Regions from separate parts of the Homo sapiens genome. Here region 2 is linked to region 1. Evidence: chromatin loops called from intact Hi-C (ENCODE). Cell type or tissue: Caco-2. All regions are shown on one strand. Links, peaks and the distances in the headings refer to the core of each region. The heading gives the core; the rest is flanking DNA.

Evidence for each region. Hi-C counts contacts between places; a loop is a spot of excess contacts. Peaks named below come from ENCODE experiments on the same cell type or tissue, not always from the same donor. Only the 100,000 strongest peaks of a DNase experiment are listed, where the experiment ranks them.
Region 2: it touches region 1 in a loop (8-fold over the local background); 2 of 110 quality-filtered maps call a loop at or near these places.

What each region holds. Positions count from the first base shown.
Region 1 is chr2:54,688,716-54,694,101 of GRCh38, reverse strand. No RefSeq gene overlaps it. Among named protein-coding and RNA genes, the nearest start is that of SPTBN1-AS2, 11 kb to the right of the region's middle. RefSeq lists a silencer at 2,096-2,390. In Caco-2, for the core only: no CTCF peak of the experiment used is centred there; a DNase peak (open chromatin) is centred at 2,131.
Region 2 is chr2:54,571,419-54,576,804 of GRCh38, reverse strand. The region is part of intron 2 of SPTBN1 (spectrin beta, non-erythrocytic 1); the gene reads right to left. Among named protein-coding and RNA genes, the nearest start is that of SPTBN1-AS1, 15 kb to the right of the region's middle. RefSeq lists silencers at 2,018-2,077, 2,148-2,307. In Caco-2, for the core only: no CTCF peak of the experiment used is centred there; DNase peaks (open chromatin) are centred at 2,174, 2,454, 3,846 and 4,324.

The DNA.
Region 1 (5,386 bases), core at 144-5,143:
AACCAGTGCTCACCTGATTTTTTATTCTTATGAAGGTGCTTTTTGTGAGTAGACAGTTGTTCAATTGCTGCCCTTGCAGTCAAGACAATTGGTGGAGTCTTCTATTCAGCCATCTTGCTCTGCTCCTCCTTTTGAAGTAAGTCTTCTGTATTTTGTTTTCACTACTATCCTCTTTTTGCCTTTTCTTCTTGATATTGTTCATTATTTGAGGGTTTAAGCAGTTCTTTCAGCATTCATCCTTTTAACTGTCATTAATTTTTTTAACTGTCAGAATAGTTTTCCATATTAGCAACCAATATGCCTGCTTCCAGCTGGTCGAGATTCAGTGAGTCTGTCGATATGGTTGGTCTGTTTTGTTTTTCCATGTAAACAGTTCAATTTATCCACAAAATCCCAATTTTCTTGCTACCATCCCTTACCTAATTAATTATTCATCCTCTGCACAGAGTTGTCTTTTGAATTTGAATTCTTTATTTTTTGATGGAATCGTTCCTCATTTTGATCTACCTAGTGTCACTGAGACTCAGGCCCTTTGGTAGTGGTGAAGGCTGGCATCATACCATCCATGTGGTCACACTCATCCCCCTGCTTCAATCTGATGGCCTGCAGAGACATCTGGGCCCACAGCAGAGATTCCCCTAAGAACCCTGGGCAAGGAGAGTCAAAAGGACCCATCCATATGGTAAAGCTTGTTTTCCATTAGCTGAACAAACTGACATTTTCTAAAAGTGTGCTGCCCTTTGGTAAAGCTTATTGGTAAAGCTTGTCAGTAAATGAGCTTTACCAACAAGTTTACACATTTCACCCCTTTGTAATCAACATTGTTCAGCTGCACTCTTAAGATTTGGAAAGGATGGGGCCAGGCACAGTGGCTCATGCCTGTAATCCCAGCACTTTGGGAGGCCGAGGTGGGCGGACCACGAGGTCAGGAGATCGAGACCATGCTGGCTAACATGGAGAATGGCGTGAAACCCAGGAGGCGGAGCTTGCAGTGAGCCGAGATCACGCCATTGCACTCCAGCCTGGGCAACAGAGGAAGACTCTGTCTCAAAGAAAAAAAAGAAAAAGAAAAAGATTTGGAGAGGATGGTTTTTTTTTTTTTTTAGAGATGGGGTTTTGCTATGTTGCCCAAGCTAGTCTTGAACTCCTGGGCTCATGTGATCCTCCCACCTCAGCCTCCTGAGTAGCTGGGATGACAGGTGCCCACCACTGCATCCAGCAGGAGGCTGATTTTTAAAGTTAGAGGAATTTCTTGTGTAGTCTCCTCTGGCACTATTTCAGTGTTTCACTTGCTCCCTCCTAGTAATTTTATCATCCTTTCAAGTAAAACAGAGAAAAACCATGATGTGGCAGTTTTATACTTTGATGGCCTCAGGGAAATACACTTACTGGTTGTCATGCCCTTATGTATTATGTGTTCAAGCTCTTGACTCTGGCCTTGGCCATGTGGCTTGCTTTGGCCAATGGGACATTAGCTAGTGTGGTGCAAGCAGAGGCTTAATACACACTTTCACATGGGGGCTTGTCCTCTTCAAATGTTCCTTGGAGCTAGACCACTGTATTAGGCTGTTCTTGTATTGCAGTAAAGAAATACTTGAAATTTGGTAATTCATAAAGAAAAGAGGTTTAATCAACTTATGGTTCTGCAGGCTGTACAAGCATGGTGCCAACATTGCTCAGCTTCTGGGGAGGCCTTGGGGAGCCTTTACTCATGGTGGAAGGTGAAATGGGAGCTTGCTCATCATATGGCAAAAGCCAAAAGCAGGAGCATGGTCAGGGGGTGGTGTGCCATACACTTTTAAATGACCAGATCTCACAAGAACTTAGAGTGAGAGTTTGCTTATCACCAAGGGGATGGGATGGCCCAAGACATTCACAAGGAATCTGCCCCCATGATCTAAACACTTCTCACCAGACCTCATCTCTAGCATTGGGGATTAGAGTTTACCATGAGACTTGGGTGGGACATCCAAACCATAGGAACCGCTGAAGGGTGAAAAGCCAAGTGCAAGGAGATCCTGGAGGATGAGAGGCCATTTGGACATCCCAGCTCCAGCCAAATTGCCGGCTGAATGCAGTCGCATGAGTGATCTCAGCCACCCAACGTGGAGCAGAAGCTCCTCCCAGTGGAGCTCCATCAACCGCAGAACCATGACAAGTAATAAATCACATAGCTACTGTGCTTTGAGATGGCTTACAACACAGCAATCGATAGCTGAGCTATGTGTTAATAAGTTACTGTCTTCATTACATAGGGTGCTTACCTGAGATTTTCTCTTATGAAAGCATTACTGTGTGTACATATTTACCTTTGATAAAGATTCAGCTCCAAATTTATATTCAACTGAAATGTCAGAGGGATGCCTGACACCTTGCAATGTGCTTGGCCTCTGAGCCATTTAAAAACATATGTCACCCCGGTGCAGCTTTGTCCTCACTGACATGTCTACCAAGAAGCCTGGCTGGCTGGTGTTCCAGGCATTGTATGTCATATTTCTGAAAATGCTGACAGATTGTTTCACAGAATATTGTCATAATATCGTGTTACTAAATCTTGAGTTGCCTTCATGGTAGCACATTTTTGCAGGAATTGGTCTTATCCTGTTAGGTATCTATGACTATGTTTATGCTTAATCCCTGAAACTGGGAATTCAATATTTCTGAATGATAATTAACATCTATAGATTTTGATGTAGTTTTAATAATTGAATCAATATTTCTAACAACTTTATTAAATGCATTAATGAGATGCAAATTCCTTTTATTAAAATAAAAATGTGTATTTTTTTATTTTCTTTTTTGAGATGGAATCTCACTCTGTCGCCCAGGCTGGAGTGCAGTGGGACGATCTCAGCTCACTGCAACGTCTGCCTCCCAGGTTTAAACGATTCTCCTGCCTCAGACTCCCGAGTAGCTGGGACTACAGGTGCCCGTCACCACGCCTAGCTAATTTTTGTAGTTTTAGTAGAGATGGGGTTTCACCATATTGACCAGGCTGGTCTCGAACTCCTGACCTTGTGATCCACTCGCCTCAGCCTCCCGAAGTGCTGGGATTACAGGCGTGAGCCACCGTGCCCAGCCTAAAATAAAAATTTATTAAATGTAATTATGAAACTAGAAAACTATAAAGAAAACAATTCACCTATAGGAAAAGTATGAACATTAACAGTGACCTGGTTAAATAAACTGTAGGATAGCTACACAATGGAGTTTTATTATTTACCAGGCTGTCTGTTAGTTTCTAGATAGATATCTGTTTTCTACCATACAGTAGGACTTCAAAAAATGTTGAATGAATAACTTGTAAATATCTTATGTGTGTGTACCTCTGAAATGATTAAAAAACTCTAAATGAAACCAATTTAAATTCAGATATACTTCAACATACTAATGTTAATGAAAAATGTTTTATATAACTACAAAAAATGAGCAAGCTAAGTACTGATATGGAAAGGGTTCCTAGATATATTATTATGTCAAAAAAGCAAATTTCAGAATGATGTTTTTGGTATGCTACCTTCAGAGTAAAAGGAGGAAAATCTATATGTGTATCTGCATAGACCCATAATATTTTAAAATCTAAGCACAGGGTTGGGAAACTGGCACTAGGGGAATAAACACAAGAAGGAGACTTTCCACTATACACTTTTTATACTTTCTGATTTTTAAACCATCGGAATATACTACCATTTGAAATACAATTTAATAAGCAAAATTTGAATCTATTTATGTTTTGCCTTTACACTTCTTTTGCAACTAATGAAAATGAATATTTTTTCGTTTGTGTGTTGACCAGTTTACTTCTTCCCTGAGTATGTTTGCCCATATTGACATCTTAGAGGCTTTGCTTTTTTTAAAAAAAAATCAGCAAATGTTAAATCTTCTCCACCCTTTACAGTGGAGATATTTGCCCTCTGTCACCTGATTTTGCTTTCCTTTATGTTATTGCATTTTAGAGTGTGAAGTTTTTATGCATTTGTATCTACTCTTACATGCTTTGACATTGCTCCCTTCCATCAGAGGTCTGACAAAGATTCCTTTCCATAATCTAGTTTGATAATTTTTGCCTTTTTGAAATTCTCATTAATTCATTTAGAATTAATTTCTGTGTGCAATTAGAAGATGAATAGTTACTTTTAAGAGTATCTAATCTTTCTTTTCCCATTGATCATATGAACTTCCTTATAGTATTTTTGGTTCTTATGCATAATAATGTTCATTTATGTACTAGCTGCTATATTCTATTCCATTGATTTGCATCAGTTCCGCTGACATGCATCAACATCATAGTCTTTATCACCGATTGAGAATATTTTTTCACAAATGGTGGTGCTAGTACCCACCATGATCATCACAATCCTTTTCTTTGATGCTATCTCTTGTTTTATGTTTATTCATTCTCTAGTTCAGGTAAATAATTTTAACTTTCAGAAACATTCTGTTTTTTATTGAGAAGTGGTCAAACCTATAAGTTAGATTGAGTAGAATTCATTCCTTTAAAAAAGAGCATGGTTCTTGTTTCCATTTAGTCAAGCTTTCTTGTCACCGCCATTTTGTTTGATTGGTTGGTTTTCTTCTCTTGGGTCAAAAAAATTTCACATCAAAGGTATTTCTTGGTACGTTATGGTTTTTGTTTCTATTGTGAATGGGATCTCTTTTTATTATATTTTTCTGATTATTCTTTATGTGGAAGAGTGCTATTGGTTGTATATTGACCTCGAATGTGGTCCTTTTGGTGGCTCTATGATCTTACTGGGAAATGATTTCCCATTTAGGTTTTCTGGGATTAAAAGTTGTCTTGACATTTCAATTAGCCCAAAATTCTGTTAATTCAAGGAGGGGAAAAATCATTAATGGTATCACAATGGGCAATCAACTAGTTGGTTTAAATGTTTACTTTCCATCAGTTTTAAGGTTTTGTGGACACACCCTGTACTTAAGGGATGTTATCATGGAACACTGCAAAAACAGAAATGCAAACATATGCCAATGAACTGCAAATACCTTCTCAGTCCTTGATTTAGGTCTGATCAGTGGCCTCAGTTTACTCTCCTCTCACTCTGTTTTGACAATCATAGGTCAGAAAAGTGAGAATCCTAAAATGGAAAGGAAATAGAAGACAGCAGAATGACTGAATTTGTGGCTGGCTGCAATTATCTGCCCAGATGTCTGAATCCATTCTGCATTTAATTGATTCTACCTTATCACCTTTGCACAGATAAACATTCCTTAGCATCAGAAAGATATTGGCTTCATGGAGACTTCATATCCAGTGCTGCTACGGGACATACCCATGCTGCTTTCTTTTCATCTTAGCCAAGAAGTGAAACAAACTGAGAGGACTCAGGAGTAGGGAGAGAAGGCAGGGAAACAGAAAGCCTTGGTG
Region 2 (5,386 bases), core at 273-5,272, 120 kb after region 1:
CTGTCCCTTACACACCTGTGTTTCCAGTGTGCTCAGCACTGTAAGCTGCTCACCTTGACACCCACTTGCTGGCTGAATATTGATTGAACAGGTGGATGGATTTGATGGCTCCCTCAGTGATCTTCAAGCTAAAAATGGGTTCTAAAAAGTCATCCTGCCTTCTTCCACGGCACTTATTCTTGGCTAATTAAGAGGTACATGCTACTCCATTCTCACAGCCAGGCAGCTGTGGCGCATCAACTAGAGCGTATAAGCAACGGCCTTCCAGGATTTGTCAGTTGAGTTTTGAGTACAAGTTCTAGAAAGTACTACTTCTTCAAAGTATAGAGTAAAAAAAAAATTGAAGTAACAGAGCCAACAGCTGTTTTCCTGGACCTACACATACCTGACATCAACGTTCCAGCTTTAAGTTATTAATTAGGCCAAAGCAATAGCAGAAAGAAGAGCTGAAGGCCGGGCGCGGTGGCTCACACCTGTAATCCCAACACTTTGGGAGGCCGAGGTGGGTGGATCACCTGAGGTTAGGAGTTTAAGACTAGCCTGGCCAACATGGTAAAACCCTGTCTCTACTAAAATACAAACATTAGCCGGGAGTGGTGGCAGGCACCCGTAATCCCAGCTACTGGGGAGGCTGAGGCAGGAGAAACGCTTGAACCCAGGAGGCAGAGGTTGCAGTGAGCCGAGATCGCACCATTGCACTCCAGCCTGGGAGACACAGCCAGACTGTCTCTCAAAAAAAAAAAAAAAAAGCTGGATCTGAGTGACAAAAGGAAAAAAACACAGACCATTACCATCATCCACCTCTCTCCCTATCCCTGCTACCATAACCTAAACTGTACCAAAGTCTGGGCCCTGCTTTAACCACTCATCCAACCATGTTTCTCGTACTACAGGTTAATTCCTGTCTCAGGAGAAAAGACCAGGTTCCCATGACTGCCTAGGCAGAGGCATGTTGAGACCCAGCCTCTCAAATGTCTGTACACATTTCTCCTCTCCTTTTGGTTGAGAAGTTTGTGGACAGATTCAAAGGAGTTCCCGATACATCGAAACTGAGCCTTCACGCCACTGAGTCACTGCTTAATTGCATCATAACAGATGTTCAGCTGCAGGTATTTCATCCAGCAGCTAAAAATCCAGAGCCTTTGCAATTGCTACCAGTGGGTCTACATCCACGTCTCTGTGTACAAAAGAATCCTGATATGTCAACGCTCAATATCACCTGAATTTAAGCTATGGCTCAAGTTAAATGCCCTTAGGCAATTTTACCTTAGTTACTTTTACCAAATACCGTATCCACAAGTGGGTGGACGTCAGTTTTGTCCTTCGAGATATGCAGATGCATTACTCATCCCTCCAATGTTACGCTCTTGCAACATCAATGATAAGCAAATTAGCAGACTGTTATCTTTTTAATGGAAGAATTTACTCATCAATAGCAAAAGCTTTATCAGAAATTGACATTATTGAATCCTCTGGAGTTGCAGAAAAGAAAATAAAAAGAAATTGATATTGGGAAAACCTGACTGGTTTCTTTCAGCTGTGTATTGTATTGCTAGGTTAGGTGTGACACTTAACACCTGTGAATGTGGCTGAATCTCCAAGAATGATCAAATACACAACGCTCTGGATTTAAAACAAAACAAAAAAAACCTCAAAATCTACCCATGTGCTGATGGATGTATACACTATGCCTTCCTACGTGTCTCCACCTATTTAGACGAAGCACACGCCTTGAATTCACAGAAATGTTGAAAACGGCCCCCTCTTGCTGCAGAAGTTCACCATCACCCATTTTCTTACTTGCTGGCTAAATGAGGCTGCCACCTCAAGTCATCTTTCTGGTCCTCAGGTTCCTCAATCCACAAAGCAGTTATGATACCACCTAGCACACAGGGTGACTGAAGGGATAAATAATATGTTCATGAAGGTACCTGGTTTATGCCTGGTTCATGCTGGAAAGCCCCCACACACTTTTTCAAAAAGTCATGTTTGATGCAGGAGAAAGAAGTCAGTGGTTTAACTAACTACATCACAGGCATCAGTAGACACATGAGCAAAGTGGTGGAAGGGTGTGACCTGCAATTCCAAACCAGACTGCACTGATCGAGCTCTCATGGGATCACTGATTCCCCACGTGCCTGACATGAGCATGACCCATTCTAAACACAGGCCTGCACCCTGTGACTCAAGTGCTGCAGCTTATCAGCAACTGATGGGCTTTCTGACCCTGGGTGAGAAGACCTGACCTCCAAAGGCAGGAGGAAGGAAACCACATGATAAAAATCATCACTCTGAGGGGAGGATGCTTTCTGCGCAGCTAGGGCTAAGGAAGTTGTTTCAAAACAGACTCAAGAAACGTGTAGGCTGCTGCTAGGAGACTTGGGTCCAACTGCTCCCTCCAGATCCTGCCACACCTAAATGATCCCAAGAAGATAACTATCTCGGAGAAGCAGTGTGAGGTAATGGTTTAATGCTAGGGCGTGGTCAACAGCCAGGTGCAAAGGCCGGCTCCGCCACACTAATAACTGTATGGCATTCTCTCCAAGCCTTGCTTTCCTCATCTGTAAACAGAGATAACGCCTGACCCTATCTCTAGCATTCTTCTGATTGTGAAATTAGATAATGTATGTCATAAATAGCACAGTCTGGTACATAAGTGTCCAATAAATGTTGGCTATTGTTACTGGAAAGGTGTCTGTTTCCTTCATTAGACCAGTTGAGGGGACCTGAGAACAAAGACAACCCCAACATTTGTGTCCCCCCACAAAAATTTCTTAGATTTAATTATGAGTTTGTATTTTCCATACGGGGTTCATGCACATTATTCTAACTGATTCTCACAGCAACCCCAGAGGAGAAGGGAGGGCTGGTGTTCTGTTTTGCAGGTGTACAAAGCACCCCCCTCCCATAAATACATCCATTCAAATCCCATTAGAAAAACAGGATCCGTTTTCCTGTCTCTTGACTTGTTTGTGAGCTTCCTGAGGGCAGAGATAGAAATTACACCCCTGTGGCCCTAGTGCCTGAGCAAAGAGCCGCAGGCAGAGGCCCTCCATAAGGCTGAATATTAAAAAGGGGTTGAGTCATACTAAGAATCATAATTATTCTAATGACCATGTCTCCTAGTAGTCCAAAAGGAGTTCTGTTTCTAACGCAGAAAACCTTAGCAAATGAGTTACACTGTGAATTCCCGCTGAGGGAGGAGGAACAAAGACAGAGGATCCCAAATCAACTGCTGAATCACCGAGTCAGGGGTCCCCAACCCCCAGGTCACAGACCGGTATTGGTCCTGGCCCGTGACCTATTAGGAACCGGCCACACAGCAGGAGGTGAGTGGTGGATGGGAAGCATTACTGCCTGAGCTCTGCCTCCTGTCAGATCAGCAGCAGCATTCTCACAGGAGCCAAACCCTATCATGAACTGTGCATGCAAAGGATCTAGGTTACCACTCCTTAATAAGAATCTAATGCCTGATGATCTGAGGTGGAAGAGTTTCATCACGAAACCAACTCCCCATTTCCTCCACCCTATCTGTGGAAAAATTGTCTTCTACAAAACCAGTCCCTGGTGCCAAAAAGGCTGGGGACCGCTTTACTAAGTGACCTGTGCATCACTTTCCTCTTCCAGAAACATGGAGCAGAACAGCTACTCCTTATAAGCAAAGAGGGAGCAAAGATCAATGACATAATTCACATCTGCAGACAACTATGAGCTCACAGGAAACTGAGGTAAGAAAGGTCATTTCAGAGTCATTTAATGACAACAATGGCTGAGATGAGTATCTGGTGGGGTCTGGGCCCGCCTTCTCATCTGATTCCCAGCACGCTGTGGCAAACACAAAGGCAGTCAGCTTCTAGAGCCCCTTCCCACTCACACTGCTCCTGGGCCGTGGGTCACACTGCTCTAGTGCCCTTCCCTCAACTCCAGCCCTCTCCCTTTCCAAAAACCCATCTGAATTTACTACCCTGATAAAGACTGCAAGTGTATGGTTCTGTAGCCAAGAACTCCTAGTCAAACTGGCTACAGTCAAGCCCACTGCTGAACGAGTATGACTTTTAAAAATTGCTTCCTTGTGTTTCAAGTGAAAAAAATAACATCCCACCTCCAAATTGAAATCATATATGTATATTTGTAGAGGAAAAACAAAGATTTTTTGTAAAGGGGGGCAGAGATTGGGAGGCACAAAGGGCTGGGAAAGTAGTTCATGGGCCAAAAGCAGTTTTCTTTCAGATATGTCTTCAGTTTAAAAGACCAAGTTTGCACATTCGTGTGCTATCTAAGTTTCTGAAGCCCAGCCTCTATTTGCTCAGAGTGTGATTTAACTGCCTGGCTTCTAGCAAAGCATTACTCACACTGTTATCTCTGTAAACAAAGACACTCGCGGTTAGAAAAGCTGTGTTCGTTTTATGGTCACACAACATAAAAATCTGAATAAGCTGCCACACCTAGAAGAATGGATAGATTTCAATTTCCCAGGGTACATTTTTAACATTTTTTTGCTATGTAACCTGATTACATTAGTGTAAATGCATCTTAAAACTTTATCCTGGTCCAAATATTCTTGCCCCATCTCATTCAAAAGAAAGGGGGGAAAAAGACAATGTGATGTCTAATTTCTAGGGGAACTGTTTCTGTCTCCCTAAGTACCTTAGTACCGTGGCTTCCCTCTCCTCTCCTCTTCTCCTCACCAAAGTTTAGTAAATTCCCCAGCACCCAGCAGAGTCCTAGGGAGTATGTGAGAGTCCAACCACAAGAGTTCCCTAAATTTGAGCTTTAAGGGGATGAGGGGAGGTTGTCACTAGGGTCATATTAAACTTCATTTTATCAAAAAAAGTAGATAGGCCCAGCCTAAGCCCTTCCTGGAGTTTTAGTTTAGCCACATCATGGACAAAATTATTTTCATGATGTATTCTTTCATTCAAGACATCATTTATTAAGTGGCTCTTTTCTCAGGGAAGAGGCCCCTGGAAGGAAAACCAGCTAAATCACTTTAAAACATATGCATTACTGCTTATATTACTTTACCTACTCATTCATCCCTTTATTCATGAAACATTTATTTGTATGCCATCCCTAAGAAGGAATACAGAGATACACGCAAACACACTAACACACTATCCTCCTGGGAGTTCACAAATACCCACTGAGTATCAGGTACACAGTAATAGGCAGCCAGCTTCCAGAAGCCCTTTATTTATAGATATGTGTGTGTGTGTGTGTGTGTGTGTATGTGTGTGTGTGTGTGTGTGTGTGTGTGTACATACAATTAGGGAACAGTAATAGGTATCTTCATATATAACTGGGGGACTCACCACCCAGTGTGCCTGGGACTGAGGAAGATTCCCCGGATGTGGAATGTTTGGCACTAAAACCGGAAAACTCCCTG